Regions from separate parts of the Mus musculus genome. Here region 1 is linked to region 2. Evidence: chromatin contacts called from ENCODE POLR2A ChIA-PET data. All regions are on one chromosome and are shown on one strand. The core of a region is the stretch at or near the end of the contact, and the rest is flanking DNA. Distances in the headings are between cores, read along the strand shown.

Region 1 (5,032 bases), core at 1,085-3,584, 490 kb before region 2:
CTGAAGGTGGGTGTGCCGCCTCGCCACCCAGGGCAGGGCCCAGGATCCAGCTAATCTCCATCAGCCAGAAGGCATCCTCAATACGGACACCAAGGGCACAACCCTTCATGTCATCCCATACGATGGCCCAGAAGCAGAGGATGCCCGGTTTTCTGACTCACGGTTTCCACATCCCCACCACCCCACCCACCTCACTTCTCTCTTCCTTCCAGGAAGTCCCCAATCTGAAGATACTGAATCAGAGGCCCTCATGGCAGGACCACGTGGACCGGGAGTCTAGAGTCCTCCAAAGTGGGAAGGGTACAAGGATAAAATGTCACTCTCTGCTTTGGGGAAGGCACTGAAGGGGACATACAAGAGGAAATGAGATGGTAGGGCAGGGAGGGCGAAGGCACCGGAAGTCTGACTGCCTGGCCCAGGTGAACCAAGTAGGGTTAGAGGGAACAAGAAGCTGTGTTCCGGGGACATTCGAGCACACTCCTATCGCTGGGAATCAGGCAGCCTCTCACATCACCATTGGGCCTCCACCGGCTCATAGGAGTGAAAAGGTCACAGACCCTGGGTCCAAATCCTTATCCAGGAGCCTCATCTCTGCCCCTCTGCCACAAAAGAATCCCTCCAGAAGTTTGCACAACGTTCTTGTTTGTTTGTTTTTGTGGTTCTTCATAACTTTCATGGGGGGGGGGTGGCTCTTCTTAGGGCAGTCCTTGTATCTTTTATAACACTTCCCTTGCAAGCCAAGGAAGGAGGCCGAGGCAAGAGAGCAGCCTGAGATACTTGTAGCAGACTTGTTTTCAGTAAGCTAAATGATGCTCCTTCATCCCAGCCACTAGGGTGATGGAGGTAGGGCGCTAAGGAGAGTTCAAGGACAGGCTTGGCTGTACGAGACCCTGTACTGTCTCCAAAAAGCGTAACAAGACTAAGAAGGCTTATTATTTTTCCTTCCTCTAAAAGCCCTCCATGTTTAGGCCCGCCCCCAAATTTGGAGAACTTCCGTAAAAGTTCACCCTTCCAAGATGTTAGCGGTCCTGTCACCGTTACCTTATTTTCCTAGATTCTAGAAGGCATGACTCAATCTGGAGGACTCAACCTTGGTGACTAGTGGCGGCACACACGGGTAATCCCTGTACTCAGAGGGGGTAAAGCAGAAAGATTGCACGCTTGCACTGGCCCCTAACCACCCCACTGCCTGGCGGGAACGTACCTCACGAGATCTAGAAAGGAATCCAGCACCTCTTTGGTTGGTGCACTGCGGGCACAGGGGTCTACAACAGAGTCGTTGATGGAGGTGATGGCGGTAACGGCGGCGCCCGGCTTCAGCGCCAGGGCCAAACCCACGCCGAGCGCCGACGCGAGCAGTGTGGTGACCAGGAAAAAGAGCAGCGCCCAGGCGCCCACACGACCGAGCGCGCTAGGGTCCAAGCTGGCTGCACCTCCGATCAGGCTGCACACCACGAGCGGCAGGATGATCATCTTCAGCAGACGCAGCAGCAGCTCTCCCGGGAAGGCGAAAGCGGTCAAGCGCGCGGGACCCAGCGCGTCAGCACCGCCCGCCGCCGAGACCCCCAGCCCCAGCCCCACGCCAGCCACCACCGCAGCCACCGTGAGCAGCACCAGCAGGTTGGCGCGAATGCAGCGGCGCACCCGGTCACGGGAACCGCAGCAACCACCTGCTTTCGCACTCTGGTCCTCTCTGGATCCCAGCGCGGGGCCACCGTTCGCGGTGGAATCCACCGCTACTACCCCTTTGGGGTCAGCCTTAGGGGGATCCACTGCCATGCTGAGCCGTAACAGGGAGGTTCCTTGTGAGCCTGGAGACTAGGTGTGACGTCCTTAGGACCGAGAATGGAGGCTGAAACTTTGCAGCGGTCCTTGAAGTTATGCGTCCACCGGATCTCGGAAACTGGAGGGTCCTAGGCTCCCTGAGCTGTATGCGGAGATCCCTTTATTTTTCCTGGTGATGTCGAATCCCCGAAAACTGGGAGTTGAGAGCGCCTTGTTGGAGTAGGGAACAGCTCTTCAGAGGGTTCTTTGACTCCCTGAAGGAGTAAGGAAACTCAGGTAGCTGAGGTCTTCAGGAAGCTCAACCCAAGTGGCATAGATCCGGGATGCCTTGCTCCGGGAGACCGAGATCCCAGGATTAGGACGCCTGGCTCTCGGACTCTTGGGTACTGGAGCCCTAGAAGGAGTGGACCGAGCGTTTCGGGCTCTGGAGAGAAAAATCAAATTTCCAGATGCAAATAGGAAGCAGCCCGGGGGATATGGAAAGTGGCGCCAAGGAGAAACCTCCCAGGCCGCGCCGCGTGTCTCTGAGGCTGCTAGACGGAAGCGACCAGGATTAAAGGCGGAGGGGCGTGACTTGAAAAAGCGGAGGGCGGGACTTGAAAAGGCGGAGGCCGTCCCGCAAGCGCTGATTGGTTATGGAACATTCGGCGCCAGGTGGCGAGCGAGGGGCGGAGCCAAGATCACAGTGGGCAACCTAGGGTGAATAACAATGCATAGCCAGGGGCGGGGCCGGGGCAAGGGCATCGAGCCAGAAAGGGTGCAAAGCCTCCAAAAGGGGCGGGGCGTTGGGAAACTATCCAACCCACACCCACCCACACGCACCTCACCACTGGTCAAAAGAATCTAATTGTGGATCATATCTGATATTCCACAGAAGGACCCCTAGAAAGGGCAGACAGATGAGTGGCACACACCTTTAATCCCTGCTCTCAGGAGGCAGAGGCAGGCAGATAGATCTCTGTGAGTTCAAGATCAGCCTTGGTTGGTCTACAGAGCGAGTTCTAGGGCTGCCAGGGCTACATAAAGAAAAAGAAACCCAGTCTGTAGAAACAAATTGGGGAAAGGGAGGGAGGAGGGGCCAGTAGGCCCCAACATTGAATGTGGGGGATTTGAACTCAGGCCCTCATGCTTGAGCTGCAACCCAGTCTCTTTCCTCAGATAGTCACAGATTGGGTCCTCCCCACAGGAGCATGGCACATGCAACACACACAAATAAACAAATATATAAATAAATGTAGCAAAAAATATTTAAATGGCCAGTTCACCACAAACATTCTTAGTTTAGACACTGTTACCCATCAACTGTAAGAATAACAGACTTAGAGAGGAGGAGGAGGAGGAGGAGGAAGAGGAGGAGGAAAGAGGTCTGCTGAATCCAGAATCTTTGGGACATGTAGGGTGGGGAAAATGAGGCTGAAGTTTGTGGATCAGGATTGGCTAGGAGCGTTCTGCCCCACTGCCTGCCCCTAGTAAGAGAAATACTCAAACTGGTTCCAGCCAGCTCTTTGGCCCAACCTCCTACCCGGATTCCTTGTGATTTCATCAGTGGGAGAAAGGTCTGGGGCTTCCCAAAGGGTGAAGCAGGGTAGTGAGAGGCTGGGCTGAAGGAGGAGGACAGCCAAGAGTCCCTTCCTGAACTCTGTTGACCACTTGAGAAACGCCCTGAAGAATGGCTCTTTTGGAAAGTCTGGAGCTTGCCTGGAGGTGGAGCAAAGGAGGCTACAGGGCTCAGTCTGTTCTACCAGGCGCTCACCCGCAGCTCTCAGGACTGCAATCCCAACTATGGAAGGATTCCAAGGTCATGACCAGCCTGGGCCACAGACATCAGAGTAAAGATGGGAATGAGGGGCTGCTGGGAAAGGCTAGCCTGAGAGAGGGCAGGGAGGGCTTGTTGGAGAAGGAAGCAGGGTTTCTTCGTGTGACTCTGACTATCCTAGAACTTGCTCTGTAGACCAGACTGGCCTTGAACTCCAAAATCCACCTGCCTCTGCCTCCCTGCTGGTATTAAAGGCATGTGCCGCCACCACCACCACCACCACCACCACCACCCGGCTCCATCATAGCTTTTGAAGGATAGTGTTGTTAATTTTTGAATTTACTGGAAAAGAATGTATTATTATCTTTTCTCAAAGAAGGGAGAGAGTGGGGAGAAGGAAGGAAGGGAAGGAAGAAGCAAGGGAGGAGAGAGGCAGGGCAGATCTATTAGAATCCGACATAACACGAATGGCTGAGCAATAAACCTTTGCTTCTGTGTTTTATTTCATTTTATTTTATTTTCATCTTATTATTTTACATGTATGGGTGTTTCACAGGCATCTGTGTCTGTGTGCCATATGTGTCTGATATCCCTAGAGGCTGAAAGAGGGCATTGAATTGGTTAGATCTGTAGTCACAGATGGTTGTGAGCCGCCATGTGGGTGCTGTGAAGTGAAACAGGGTCCTTTGGAAGAGCAGCCAGCTCTCCAGCATCTAAACCCTCCTCTTTGTAACCCAGCAGGCAGTGGGGACCCTTTGTGATTGCTGTGGAACCTAGTCCATACCCACTGAAGCAGCCTGGCTAGCGCGTGGAGGGATGTGACTGCAGGCTCCCCCCACCCCCAGATCACAAACGACGACTCTGAAACTGAATTCTTATGAATAGTTGCCCGGGCCAGAGGCTTTGGCTTATTTGTTCCCACTAGCCCCTAACTCAATTATACTGTTTATCTTCTTCTAAGTGCTACCATGTGGCTACTTTTCTCTCCTCAGGTTCATGTGACCATCTTCCTCAGAGTTTAGGGTGATCTCCAGTGTCTGACTCTATCCCAGAAATCCTCTCTATACAGAACTTCCACCTCCCCATTTCCTGCCTAGGCATTTTGTTGTTGTTGTTTTTTGTTTTGTTTTTGTTTTTGTTTTTGTTTTTTGAGACACGGTTTCTCTGTATAGCCTTGGCTGTCCTGGAACTCACTTTGTAGCCCAGGCTGGCCTCGAACTCAGAAATCTGCCTGCCTCTGCTTCCCAAGTGCTGGAATTAAAGGCGTGGGCCACCATGCCCGGCTTGGTCAACTGCATTTTATTGACAAGTGATGGATGCTTCCATACATTGCATAAGAGATTCTGACAGAGTCTAGCCTGGGCTATACAGTGAGTGTTTAAAATTAAAAAAAAAAAAAAAATAGGGCCTATAAATACAGCTCAGTGCCAGAACAGATGCTTAGCATGTGCAAGGCCCTGATATCCATATCATCCTTGGTACCAGCTAAAT
Region 2 (4,747 bases), core at 1,728-4,227:
GGGGGCCCTGTGTTCCATCCAATAGCTGACTGTGAGCATCCACTTCTGTGTTTGCTAGGCCCCGGAAATAAATAAATCTTAAAAGAAAAAAGAGTGCTTAATACCTTTGTAATGCCTGGCAGTGGTGGCACACGCCTTTATCCCAGCACTCGGGAGGCAGAGGCAGGCGGATTTCTGAGTTCGAGGCCAGTGTTGTCTACAGAATGAGTTCCAGGACAGCCAGGGCTACTCAGAGAAACCCTGTCTCGAAAAACCAAAAGAAAAAAGGAAAAGAAATACTTTTGTTTGTTTGTTTGTTTGTTTTTTTGAGACAGGGTTTCTCTGGCTGTCCTGGAACTCATTCTGTAGATCAGGCTGGCCTCGAACTCAGAAATCCTCTGCCTCCCAAGTGCTGGGATTAAAGGCATGTGCCACCATGCCCAGCAAGAAATACTTTTGTAGGGGAACCAAGTTCAGTTTCCAGCACCCACATGATGACTCTCAAGTGGTACACAGAAATACATGCAGGTGAACCCCCCCAACACACACACATACACATAAACATTTTGTGAGATAGGGTCTTTCTGTGTAGCTCTGGCTGTCCTGAAACTCACTATGTAGAACAGGCTGGCCTTGAACTCCCATTTAGCCTCCTTAGTGTTGGGATTTAAGGTGCTCACCACCACTGCCCAGGGCCAGCTTATGTTTCTGTTTAAAAGAAAAACAAAAGAACAACAAAATTAGACTGCAGATGTAGCTAAGTGACAGAACCTGGTCACGAGCCTGCTTTGTGTACAACACACACACACACACACACACACACACACACACACACACACACACACACAGGCAAACAGGCAGGCAGGCACACAGACAGGCATGCAGGCATGTAGGCAGGCAAGCAGGTACACAGACAGACAGGCACACAGGCACACAGGCACACAGGCACACAGGCACACAGACAGGCATGTAGGCAGGCAAGCAGGTACACAGACAGACAGGCAGACAGGCAGAGTTGCCCCTGTTGAATTTCAGTGAAGTATTGTTGGCAATTCCTGCTAACAGAAATAACTCTAACACCCATGAGACAGGTTGGACATATTGTGGCCATTTGTCAGATGGGATATCTTACAGCAGCTTAAGGTGGTCAGTTTGGTGGGCAGAGCTGCTCAGACCTGTAATCCTACCCTAGCACTGAAGAGGCTGAAGCAGGAGAGTCAGGAGTTTGGGGCCAACTGAGATATTGTCTTAGTCAACATTTTATTGCTGAGATGCAACACGTGACCAGAAAGCAAGTTGGGAGTAAAGGGTTTATTTGGTTGGTTTTCATATCAAAATCCATCATTGGAGAAAGTCAGGATAGGAACTTAATCAGAGTAGGAACCCAGTGTGTTTGCTCTCCAGACAAACACCAAAAAGCTACAACCTGGGGGCAGCAGTTAATGCAGAGGTCATGAAGGAGTGGTACTTACTGGTTTGCTTCCCAACAGCTGTCTCAGCCTGCTTTCCTATAGAACCCAGGACCATCAGTTCAGAGATCAGGCACCACTCACAATGGGCTAGGCCCTCCCCCATCAATCACTAATTATGAAAATGCCCTACAGCTGGATCAATCCCCAGCAACCACATGGTGACTTACATGGCAGCATTTTCACAACTGAGGCTCCTACCTCTCTGATGACTCTAACTTGTGTTAAGGACAACAAACCAAGCCAGTACAGATATTTTTTTTTTAAAAAAGTAATAATTAAAGTGCCAGCACATTGCTCAACAGGTAGAAGAGGTTGTGCACCTGACAGTCCAGGGGTCAAACTGAGGTCATAATTGGCCCAGTGTCTTTACTCTCTCAGCCATGTCACCCTGCTTTTTCTCTCCCTCCCTCCCTCCCTCCCTCCCTCTCTCTCTCTCTCTCTCTCTCTCTCTCTCTCTCTATCTATCTATCTATCATGCTGTTTTTGACCCCGAGGCAATCCTCCTGCCTCAGTCTCCCAAGTGCTGTAATTAGAGGCATGACACCCAGCTTTGTATAGTTGATTTTTTAATATGAATTTATTGTACTTTTATTGTTTTGCCAGTTGATAAAATAGACATATCTGATAAGTTATTTTTAATTATTATAAATACAAAAAAAGGCATGCTTTAAATAACTTGGAAGATTCTACTAGCTCCTTTTTGTTGCTTCTTCAAATCAGAAAGAACATTGCTTTTGTAGTGGACGTATTTTGCCACGACGCCCAGCTTTGTAGTTGACTTTTTTCCTTTTTTTTTTTTTTTTTTTTTTCAAGACAGGGTTTCTCTGTGTAGTCCTGGCTGTCCTGGAACTCACTCTGTAGACCAGGCTGGCCTCGAACTCAGAAATCCGCCTGCCTCTGCCTCCCAAGTGCTGGGATCAAAGGCTTGTGCCACCACGCCTGGATAATGTTGATTTAAAAAAAAAAAAAATATATATATATATATATATTTTAAAGACTTCATGTGAGTGCACTGTCACTGTCTTCAGACAGACCAGAAGAGGGAATTGGATTCCATTACAGATCGTTGTGAGTCACCATGTGGTTGCTGGGGATTGAACTCTGGAGGAGCAGACAGTGTTCTTAACTACTGAGCAATCTCTCCAGCCCCTATATAGTTGATTAAATTTTTTTTTCTATTTTTATGAATTGGTTACAGTTTCTATAATTAAGGTTTCATTTGCAAGAAGAGGTAATGAAACCAGTTTAGGTTTTCTGGGGTCCCTGTAAAATGTCTGATTTCTACTTAGTAAAATCGGAAATCAGTAAGCCAAAAAAGGAGCCCAGAGATTTAGGGCTACATGTCTGTGGGTTCAAGTCCCACCTCGTGCCCCCAGTCCAATCCCTGAAATCAGAAAGAAGAAACAGGCTTCTGCTACCTTCTGCAGAGCCTGAGCGGGTGCGGACCCTTTAAGGCACCCGGAAATGGGATGTCAAGACCGGAAGTGCCCTACTTATTTCCTCTCTTCACGTGGTGCGGGCCGGAAGTGACGAGTGAGGCCCGGGAGCTGTGGACGCGAAGGCGGACGAAGCCGGAGTCGCAGACACCGCGGGGTCTCCGGGACAGGTGACCGGGGGAGGGGGCCGGGAGCGCGCCCGGAGAGGGCGGGGCCTGGTCGCCCACGTGAGGGGAGCGTGAACGCGCGCGGACTGGGAGGCGAGCCGCCGGCGGGGGCGGGGTCAGGGTACTCTGCGGGGGGCGGGAACCCGACGCCCACATGTGTCGCTTGAGGGGTGCTGAGGTTGGGCGGTGAACACGTGGGCAGAGCCAGACGCGCGGGTGCTGGCAGGCCCGAAGCCCTGGCGGCTGCCAGAGTGGGGCGGGGCTTGCAACGCTGTGTCGGTCTGGGGGCGGGGCCAGAGTTTTGCCTGGAGGACTAGGGGCCCGGCTCGGGACGTTGGGCGGAGACGCTGGGGGCGGGATCAAAGAGTGTAGGATGGGGATAAGAGGCGGAGTCTGGGCGTTAGCACGGTGGAAACTGGGGGCGGGGCTAAAGTGTTGGGGCGTGTAAGGGGTGGAGTTTGGTCGGTAGGCGGGTGAACCTGGGGGAGTGGTCAAAAATGGTGGGCGGAGTAAGATGGGGGCGGGGCTAGAGTATTGCTTGGGGCCTTACAAGTTAGTCTTTGCTGTAGGGAGTGCCACAGGGCGTGGTCATGAGGGCCAGGGGTGGAGCTAAGGGGGGGTGGATGTGTTTGGGGCGGGGCCAAAGTTTGGAGGGGAGTGGGGAAAGGGGCAGGGTTTGGGCTTTGAGTGAAGAGGTGATGACTGAGTTGCGGTGTTGTGCTGGGTTTGGTCAAGATGCTGGGGGTGTAGCCGGAATGTTGTCCTCAGTGTTTTAGGTATTGATTGCTGCACTAGGGCGTGGTTACATTATTTATTGCATGGGACTAGTGTTTGGGGCGGAGACTTCCTGGGCTAGGCAGGAAAGTTTTTTGGTTCTGGTGCTGGGTCCTGATTCTTGCCCAGAAGCTAGGGGAGGGTCCAGGGGCTGGCTGAGACTGGGTGGAGGTGGAGCTACGATGTCAGGGATTTTGCGGGTGGGGCTAGGGTGCTGGTGGAGAATGGCGAATGGCGGGGATAGAGTTAGGAAGTTTTTACTGAGCTGGGGAGCGGGGCCAAACACAGGCAGGGAAGTAGGGAACTCAGAGGCGGGGTCAGAATGTTTCCCAGTCTGTTGGGGGGCGGGCCAGTTAAATTGGAGGTGGCGCCAGAGTGTGAATTTTTGGTGGGCGGGGCCAGAAGTCTGGAGGGAAAGGAGGGGCTTGAAGTTTCACCCTAGGTAGGGGTGGGACCACAGACGTTTTTGCAGGTCAGGGATGCGGTTGCTGCTGGCAGTTTTCTCTTGTAAGCCTCTGTAGAAGTTCTGTCATCTGCCTTGAGTATCACTATGAAGGTCAAGTCTGGTCCAGGAAGGCCCCTGCGGTGGATCCTGGGCCTGCTTGCTGAATCTTTTCCGCCTTGGTAGGATGAGTGCCTTTTTAGGATGCTGGGGGCTGGGGAGTCATGGACTAAAGTCCGTGTTGGGCAGACAGAGTTGGAACCGTTTTTCATTATGATTTTTGTTTGTTTGTTTTGTTTTTCGAGCCTTGGCTGTCCTGGAACTCACTCTGTAGACCAGGCTGGCCTCAAACTCAGAAATCCGCCTGCCTCTTGTCTCCCAAGTGCTGGGATTAAAGGCGTGCGCCACCACTGTCCGGCTTTCATTATGATTTATTTATTTTGTGCATGTGTGCGGGATCACATGGAGGTCGGAGGA

The links. ChIA-PET counts read pairs that join two places held with the same protein, here RNA polymerase II (POLR2A).
Region 1: POLR2A ChIA-PET joins it to region 2 with 17 read pairs in embryonic stem cell. The contact joins the promoter of Slc1a5 here to the promoter of Ccdc9 in region 2. POLR2A ChIA-PET finds 5 or more read pairs at or near these places in 2 of 5 experiments (Patski and embryonic stem cell).

What each region holds. Positions count from the first base shown.
Region 1 is chr7:16,778,648-16,783,679 of GRCm38, reverse strand. It overlaps Slc1a5 (solute carrier family 1 (neutral amino acid transporter), member 5), which reads right to left and starts at 2,334. Exons shown (of 9, transcript NM_009201.2): 1 at 1,205-2,334. The coding sequence starts at 1,779.
Region 2 is chr7:16,285,010-16,289,756 of GRCm38, reverse strand. Ccdc9 (coiled-coil domain containing 9) reads left to right here and starts at 2,977. Exons shown (of 14, transcript NM_001382411.1): 1 at 2,977-3,057.